Regions from separate parts of the Homo sapiens genome. Here region 2 is linked to region 1. Evidence: chromatin loops called from intact Hi-C (ENCODE). Cell type or tissue: adrenal gland. All regions are shown on one strand. Links, peaks and the distances in the headings refer to the core of each region. The heading gives the core; the rest is flanking DNA.

Region 1 (4,383 bases), core at 116-4,115:
GGCGTGTGCCTGTAGTACTAGCTACTCGGGAGACAGGAGAATCACTTGAACCCGGGAAGCAGAGGTTGCAGTGAGCCAAGATCGTGCCACTGTACTACAGCCTAGGCAATGGCGTGAGACTCCATCTCAAAAAAACCAAAAAACAAACAAACAAAAAACAACAAAAAAGACTGAGGGTATCAGAAGAGATAGGAGCCAGGAGGTGATCTAGCCTCCCACTTAGGGGGCTGCAGAAGTGGGGGGCCAGGTTCCAGTTAGAGCAAGAAGGGCAGAGCATGTCAGACAGGTAGAAGAGACGGAGAATTTCTCTTTCTTGAGACAGGGTCTTGCTCTGTTGCCCAGGCTGGAGTGCAGTGGTGTGATCACGGCTCACTCGCAGCCTCAAGCGATCCTCCCACCTTAGCCTCCTGGGTAGCTGGGAGTACAGGCACATGCCACCACACCCAATTAATTTTCAATTTTGTAGAGATGAAGTTTCACTATGTTGCTCAGGCTGGTCTGGAACTCCTGGCCTCAAGCAATCCTCCCACCTTGGCCTCCACAAGTACTGGAATCACGGGGGTGAGTCACTACACCCAGCCACTGGAGGACTTCTGATCAACGGTGTGTACTAGAGGGCTCAGTGGAAAGATGGGAGAAAGGGGAAAGGGTCGGCCTCAGCCTGTGGGCACGGGGATGACCTGTGAGTACCTGCTCCGCGAGAGGATGATAATTCCACAAACACACACATGCAGAGCACTGGGCCCACCGCCAAAGCAGGAAGCCAGTCAGTGTGCACCGTTGTTACTTTTAGCACTCAGCTCCACATGGCCCTGCCATCTCCCCTGCCCCTGGACCCCAGGGAAGTTACCCAGAAGGCCTGGAAATGGCAGGTCTCCAGCAGGTCCCCGAGGTACAAAATCTGTCGGATTGGCCGTTCTTCTTGCTGGGAGGAGGAAGCATTAAGGAAAACTGGCCTCGGAGCGTAAGGTTGGACCCCAGATCACCCCTCCCCACCTACCTTCTTCTGGCTGCTTTCTTCCAAAGCTTCAGCTCAGAAAAACAGCTGGAAAAGGAAGCCAGCTTATTTCTCCTGCAGGTGTATGCAGGAGAAAGGATGTTGGCTGCAGGACTGTTTGTAATGGCAAAAGATGAGAAATGACATGCCAGTCCTGGTGGCTCACGCCTGTAATCCTGGCACTTTGGGAGGCCAAGGCGGGTGGATCACCTGAGGTCAGGAGTTCGACACCAGCCTGGCCAACATAGCGAAACCCCATCTCTACTAAACATACGAAAAGCAGCTGGGTGTGGTGGCACGTGCCTATAGTCCCAGCTACTTGGGAGGCTGAGGCAGGAGAATCACTTGAACCCGGGAGGAGGAGGTTGTAGTGAGCCAAGATCACGCCTTTGCACGCCAGCCTGGATGACAGAGCAAGACTCCATCTCAAAAAAAAAGAAAATATTAACAAAAAAACCCTACTATTATTACTAATAAAATAAAACCTATAGGCTGGGCACGGTGGCTCACATCTGTAATCCTATCACTTTGGGAGGCTGAGGCGGGTGGATCACCTGAGGTCAGGAGTTCGAGAGCAGCCTGGCCAACATAGCAAAACCCCGTCTCTACTAAAAATACAAAAATTAGCTGGGCGTGGTAGCATGCATGCACCTGTGGTCCCAGCTGCTCAGGAGGCTGAGACAGAATAGCTTGAACCTGGGAGGTGGAAGTTGCAGGAAGCCGAGATCACGCCACTGCACTCCAGACTGGGTGACAGAGCAAGGCTCCGTCTCAAAAAAAAAATAAAATAAATAAAATAAAACAACAACAAAAAAAAACCCACCTTAAATCATTCCTATGTCAGGCTTCCTCTACCATTCCTGAAAGACAGCACCGAGCTCTGCTTCCTTTAGCCCATGAGTGTCCTCTCTGCCTGGATCACCTTTGCCTACCCCTCCACCTAACTCGTTATGTTTTAGATGTTCCCTCCTCCAGGAGGCCCTGGTTTATAGTTTCTAGTTAAAAATACAGAAGAGTGAACAGTGGCAAAATAGGTCTTCCCTTCCCTGTCTCACAGCCATCCTTCCTGGGAGGTAACAGTCATTTCCAATTCTTGGGTACCTTTCCACCTTTCCAGACATTGTTCTATAGAATGTAAATACAGATGGCTGTGTTCATGTCCACATATTCCCCCACCCAAATGGTCAGGTGCCTACTCTGGCTCTTCTTTTTTTTTTTGAGACAGAGTCTCACTGTGTCACCCAGGGTGGAGTGCAGTGGCGCAATCTCGGCTCACTGCAACCTCCATCTCCCAGCTTCAAGTGATCCTCCTGCCTCAGCCTCCTGAGTAACTGGGACTATAGGTGTGTGCCACTGTGCCTGGCTAATTTTTTGTATTTTAATAGAGATGGGGTTTCGCCATGTTGGCCAGGCTGGTCTCGAACTCCTGACCTCAGGTGATCCACCCACCTTGACCTCTCAAAGTGCCGGGATTAGAGGCCTGAGTCATTGTGCCCGGCTGCTGTGACTCTTGTAACCCAACCCTGACCACTCCAGTCTATCACTGACTCTTCACTGGACTGCGACAACTTTGTGAAGACAGGGCCCAGGACTGTCTCAGTCACCAGTGTCCCAGCACTGTCCAGCACCTTGCCACGCTGGACCAGAGCAGGCACTTGTTGTTTGTGGATACACCCACAGACCATCTCCCTGGGAATTCATGCACCTTGACTCTGACCCCTTCCCACACACCCCCCGGCCCCAGTGCTGGAAGGATACATGTGCCTGGTCGATCATGCACTTGCACAGGGTGAAGTCTGTGTGCGGCAAGTTGGTGAGGGCCTTCAGCAGGATCTGGGCGGTGACCGTGGTCTGAAAGAAGGCTGGGTTGAACTGGTACCTAAGAAAAAGAACAAGAGACGTGGCCACAGTGGCACCTCCAAGTCCCCAATCCTCACCAGGTGCCAGGCAGCTGCTTTATTCTGGAGTTTGGGAATTGGACATGCCTGGGTTCCAATCCCAGTCCCAGTGCTTCCCAGCTGTGTAACCTTCACCTCCCTGAGCCTACCTTTCTCCTCTGTGAACAGGGACAGTTAATGCTCACAACTACCCAATGGGGCAGACACTGCTAAGTGATTTATAAACAAATGAGAACAGCAGCAGTGGTCTGGAGTAGTGGCTAAGGAACCAGAGCCAGACTGCCTCGGTTTAAACTTCCCTGCTGAGTGACCTTGGACTGCTTATTTATGACACGAGGAGCAGAGAAGAGAGAGATTAAGAGGCACTGAAAGGCTGAGGAGCAGAGAAAGGAAACTGAGGGGCTGACGGTTTCCTCCCTTGCAAAAGAGGACAACAGAAGGTGGCGGTGGGGGTGGGTAGGTGGGTGGCTCAAGCCTGTAATCCCAGCACTTTGGGAGGCCGAGATGGGCGGATCACCTGAGATCAGGAGTTCGAGACCAGCCTGGCCAACATGACAAAGCCCCGTCTCTACTAAAAATACAAAAATTAGGCTGGGTGCAGTGGCTCACGCCTGTAATCCCAGCACTTTGGGAGGCCAAGGCGGGTGGATCACCTGAGGTCAGGAGTTCGAGACCAGCCTGGCTAACATGGCAAAACCCTGTCTCTACTAAAAATACAAAAATTAGCTGGGTATGGTGGTGCGTACCTGTTGCGGGAAGTCAGGGACCCCAAACGGAGGGACCGGCTGAAGCCATGACAGAAGAACGTGGATTGTGAAGATTTTATGGACATTTATTAGTTCCCCAAATTAATACTTTTGTAATTTCTTATGCCTGTCTTTACTGCAATCTCTAAACATAAATTGTAAAGATTTCATGGACACTTATCACTTCCCCAATCAATACCCTTGTGATTTCCTATGCCTGTCTTTACTTTAATCTCTTAATCCTGTCAGTTGAGGAGGATGTATATCGTTCCAGGACCCTGTAATAATTGCGTTAACTACAAAAATTGCACAACATGTGTGTTTGAGCAATATGAAATGTGGGCACCCTGGAAAAAGAACAGGATAACAGCAATTGTTCCGGGAATGAGAGAGAGAACCTTAAACTCTGACTGCCGGTGAGCCGGGCAGAACAGAGCCATATTTCTCTTCTTTCAAAAGCAAATGGGAGAAATATCGCTGAATTCTTTTTCTCAGCATGGAACGTCCCTGAGAAAGAGAATGCGCACCTAGGGGTAGGTCTCTGAACGGGCCCCCCGGGGCGTACCTGTCTCTTATAGTCGAGATTGCAGAGGTGAAATAAACTCGTCTCCCATAGCGTTCCCAGGCTTATTAGGAAGAGGAAATTCCCGCCTAATAAATTTTGGTCAGACCGGTTGATCTCAAAACCCTGTCTCCTGATAAGATGTTATCAATGACAGTGGTGCCCAAAACTTCATTAGCA
Region 2 (4,383 bases), core at 1-4,000, 290 kb before region 1:
GCCGGGTATGGTGGCACACACCTGTGGTCCCAGCTACTTGGGAGACTGAGGCAGGAGAATTGCTTGAACCCAGGAGGTGGAGGCTACAATGAGCTGTGATCATGCCACTGCACTCTAGCCTGGGGCAACAGAGTGAGACCCTGTCTCTAAAAAAAAAAAATAAAGGCCAGGCACGGTGGCTCACACCTACAATCCCAGCACTTTGGGAGGCCGGGACAGGCGGATCACCTGAGGTCAGGAGTTCAAGACCAGCCTGGCCAACATGGTGAAACCCCATCTATACTAAAAATATAAAAATCAGCCGGGCATGGTGGCACACACCTGTAATCCCATCTACTCAGGAGGCTGAGACAGGAGAATCACTTGAACCCTGAAGGTGGAGGTTGCAGTGAGCCGAGATCGCGCCACTGCTCTCCAGCCTGGGCAACAGAGCCAGACTCCGTCTCAAAAAAAAAAAAAAAACCGAGGGTGCCTAGAAGGTGCAAATGTGTGAATGGCCACTGTGAAGAGCCGGTGGACCCTGCCACGTGCCTTTTTCCCCTCCCATCAACCTCTTTTGTGCTTCCCCCTCCATGTACCACCTTCTCCATAACCACCCCTGGCCTCACAACTCTCTCCTTTGGCACTATCGTCTCCTTTTTTTTGTTTGTTTTTTTGGAGTAGATGAGGTCTCCTTATGTTGCCCAGGCTGGTCTCAAACTCCTGGGCTTTTTCCTGCTTTTTGGCTGCCTTCTCTTCCATCGTTTCCATTTGTTCCTCTTGCTCCTCCTCTCACCCGCTGACCTTCCCCACACCTTCGTCCTTGACCGCAGGGTCCTGGATATGCCCACCCAAGAACTGGGCCTCCCCGCCTACCGCAAGTTTGACATTGAGGCCTGGATGCCAGGCCGAGGCCGCTTTGGAGAGGTGAGCCCTGTGCCGCTGGGGACGGGGTGGGCAGGAGGACAGGCCTGCCCCCCATCCCTGATCCGCTCAGCCTGCCGCTCCTCCACCCCAGGTCACCAGTGCTTCCAACTGCACAGACTTCCAGAGCCGCCGCCTCCACATCATGTTCCAGACCGAGGCTGGGGAGCTGCAGTTTGCCCACACGGTGAGGCCCGCACAGCCTCCTGCCCGCGTGCCCTCGCCCGCAGCCTCTGCCGCCCTAGACCCACCCACCTTGGCTCCTCCCCGGGCTCAGCTTGGGGTGGGCGCCAGTTCCGAGCATGGCTGTCTCACAGGTGAACGCCACCGCCTGTGCTGTCCCCCGCCTTCTCATCGCGCTCCTGGAGAGTAACCAGCAGAAGGTGAGGGGCTGAGGGGCCCACCCAGAGAGGCAGCTCAGCGCCGGGGAGGGCTGGGGCATCTGCAGTGTCCTGAGGTCTGCTCTGTCCCCAGGACGGCTCAGTGCTCGTGCCCCCTGCCCTCCAGTCCTACCTCGGCACTGATCGGATCACAGCCCCTACCCACGTGCCTCTCCAGTACATCGGCCCCAACCAGCCCCGGAAGCCTGGGCTGCCTGGCCAGCCTGCTGTAAGCTAAGAACCCACCCACAGCAGCCCTCGGGGGTGTCACTGCTTCCTGGAGTTCAGGAGACCCCGGACACCTGGGACCTGTGTTGCTGAGCCCGTCCTGACATCTGTGTTCTTCCTGTCAGCTCCACGCCCGGGCCCCTGGACCACGGGGTCCACCTCTCCTCTGTCCTTGCTGCCTCAGAGTCAGTCACTGACCCTGTTATCATTGAGGGTCCCAGTGGGAAGCAGGACGTCTGGGCTTTACGGTTCTAGGGACAGGAGAAGCAGAGGAAGAGGCTTCCATCCCTCCTTCCTTCTTTCCTCCTACAGTGCTGAGCAAAAAGTCCCCAATAAATGGTCAGGACAAAGGCCTCTGTGGATCTGTGAACAAGGGAGATGCCTGGCTCTCTAGGAGCTGCTGAGCAGCCGCTTGGAGGCACTATCCTCAAAGGGTCTGTGGCTGCAAAGACCATGGCTGGAAGTGCCTAGCCACCCCCCAGTGCACATGGAGGCTGGCCTGGGGCCACCAGGGTTGCTGAGAGGATGCTGAATTCTCTCCCCTTCCTCTGGGACAAGCCAGAACAGAGTCACCCTCTGAGGGTTCCTTCGAGCTGACCCCAGCCCCAGCCTCACCCCTCAGTCCCCAGCTCCCCATGCAGCTGTCCCTTCTGCAGCTCCAGGTAGGGGCCCAGTGGGCATCCCAAACTCAGGGAAGCTACCTGGTCCTCTGATCACTTGGCCTGCACCTGCTCCTCCTCAGGCATGCCCATCCCAGCACATTCTCCCGGCTGCCCAGGCCACAGCCCTTCGGGTTAGCCTCGACTTTTATCTCATATCCACTCCACTTCATTAGCAACCCTGGCAACACCGCCTTCAGAATATTTCCAGAATCTGGCCAGGTACAGTGGCTCACGCCTGTAATCCCAGCACTTTGGGAGGCTAAGGCAGGCGGATCACCTGAGGTCAGTTCAAGACCAGCCTGGCCAACATGGTGAAACCCCATCTCTACTAAAAATACAAAAATTAGCTGGGCGTGGTGGCGCACGCTTGTAATCCCAGCTACTCGGGAGGCTGAGGCAGGAGAATCACTTGAACCTGGGAGGCGGAGGTTGTGGTGAGTGGAGATCGCGCCACTGCACTCCAGCATGGGCTACAGTGCGAGACTCCATCTAAAAAAAAAAAGAGCTGGGTGTGGTGGCGGGCACCTGTAATCCCAGCTGCTTGGGAGGCTGAGGCAGAATTCTTGAACCCGGGAGGCAGAGGTTGCAGTGAGCTGGGATCACACTACTACACTCCAGCCTGGGTGACAGAGCGAGACTCTGTCTCAAAAAAGATTTCCAGACTCTGCCTACTGTTCTCTCCTCCCTGACCCCACCTGGGCCCTGCTCCCCGATCCCTCCCCTTTGGTTAACCCTGGAAGCCTCTTCACTGGCTCCCTGTTCTCCATCCTCGCCACACAGCCAGAGGGACCTGTGAGCACCTCAGCTGGGTGTCCCACCCCTGCTCAGAGGTCTCCTGTGGCTTCGTCTCAGAGTAAAAGGGTAAAGTGGTCATCGAGGCCCCTAAGACCCCACCTGAGCTGCTCCACCTTCCTCTTCAGCCCATCTTTCTGTCTTGTTTGGTCCACCCGACCCGCCTTGACATTGAAACTCTCCAAACTCCTTCCTGACTCGTGCACTTACATTGGTGAGTCTCCCTCTCTGGCTGTCTCTCCCCTAGATGGTGTGTGCTGGCCTCCATCTTGTCACTCAGGCCTTAGCTCAAATGTCACCTCTTCCAAGAAGTCTTCCGTGACCACAGTAAAACCCCCCCAGCACTCAGTACCTACATCTGAGATACTTTTTTTTTTTTTTTTTTTTTTTTTTGAGATGGAGTCTCACTGTCCCAGGCTGGAGTGCAGTGGTGTGATCTCGGCTCACTGCAACCTCTGAGAGATTCTTTTGCCTCAGCCTCCCGCATAGCTGGGATTACAGGGAGGTGCCACCATGTCCGGCTAATTTTTTGTATTTTTAGTAGAGGCAGGGTTTCGCCATGTTGACCAGGCTGGTCTTGAACTCCTGACCTCAGGTAATGCACCTGCCTTGGCCTCCCAAAGTGCTGGGATTACAGGCATGAGCCACCACGCCCAGCCTGAGATACTATATTTTTGATGCATTTCTGCCTTCTTTCCTTAATATGTATTGATGTGTGTCAAATACCAGCTCCAGGAGGGCAGAGGTATCCACCCATTGGCTCAGGGCTGTAGCCTCAGGTCTAAAAGAGGACCTGGCATGTAGTAGATGCTCAACAAAAATTACTGCACTGAAGATGCTTGGACGTGTGCCGTTCCCAGTACCAGGCACTTCCCTAAACACTGTACACACAACTATTTAATCCTCACTGTCCAACTGTAGAGTAGGTTGTCACCAACCCTATTTACAGTGAGGAAACAGGTCTTAGAGAAGTTAAGCGGTTATCCTGGGCTGCACAGCTGGCACGTGGTGGAGCTGGGGCTTAGGCCAGAAGCCAACTGCAGCCTCTGAGGAAGCGGGTTTATGAGACCCACTCTCAGCCAAGCATAGTGGCTCACCCACGCCTGTAGTCCCAGCACTTCAGGAGGCCCAAGTGGGCGGATCATTTGAGGTCAGGAGTTTCAGACCAGTCTAGGCAACATAGCAAGAACCCCTCTCTACAAAAAATGAAAAAAATTACTGTGGCATGATAATGCAAGCCTGCAGTCCCAACTGATCTGGAGGCTGAGGCAGGAGGATCCCTTGTGTGAGAGTTTGAGGCACTGCACTCCAGCCTGTAACAAGACCCTGTGAGAAAACAGGCCCAGGAAGGGAAGGAGTTGCCTGGGGACCATCTGTGAGTGGCTGCTTCTGGGTTCCCACCCCGGTCCACCTGCCAG

The links. Hi-C counts contacts between places; a loop is a spot of excess contacts. Peaks named below come from ENCODE experiments on the same cell type or tissue, not always from the same donor. Only the 100,000 strongest peaks of a DNase experiment are listed, where the experiment ranks them.
Region 2: a loop joins it to region 1, with 2.5 times the contacts of the local background. A loop is called at or near these places in 10 of 110 quality-filtered maps.

The regions. Positions count from the first base shown.
Region 1 is chr19:38,622,570-38,626,952 of GRCh38, reverse strand. It overlaps EIF3K (eukaryotic translation initiation factor 3 subunit K), which reads right to left. Exons shown (of 8, transcript NM_013234.4): 3 at 2,756-2,876; 4 at 851-925. Among named protein-coding and RNA genes, the nearest start is that of EIF3K, 5.6 kb to the right of the region's middle. RefSeq lists enhancers at 2,725-3,226, 3,873-4,383. In adrenal gland, for the core only: no CTCF peak of the experiment used is centred there; no DNase peak of the experiment used is centred there.
Region 2 is chr19:38,912,744-38,917,126 of GRCh38, reverse strand. SARS2 (seryl-tRNA synthetase 2, mitochondrial) reads left to right here. Exons shown (of 16, transcript NM_017827.4): 13 at 813-906; 14 at 998-1,090; 15 at 1,221-1,286; 16 at 1,378-1,861. The coding sequence ends at 1,521. Among named protein-coding and RNA genes, the nearest start is that of CCER2, 2.7 kb to the right of the region's middle. RefSeq lists an enhancer at 4,090-4,383. In adrenal gland, for the core only: no CTCF peak of the experiment used is centred there; no DNase peak of the experiment used is centred there.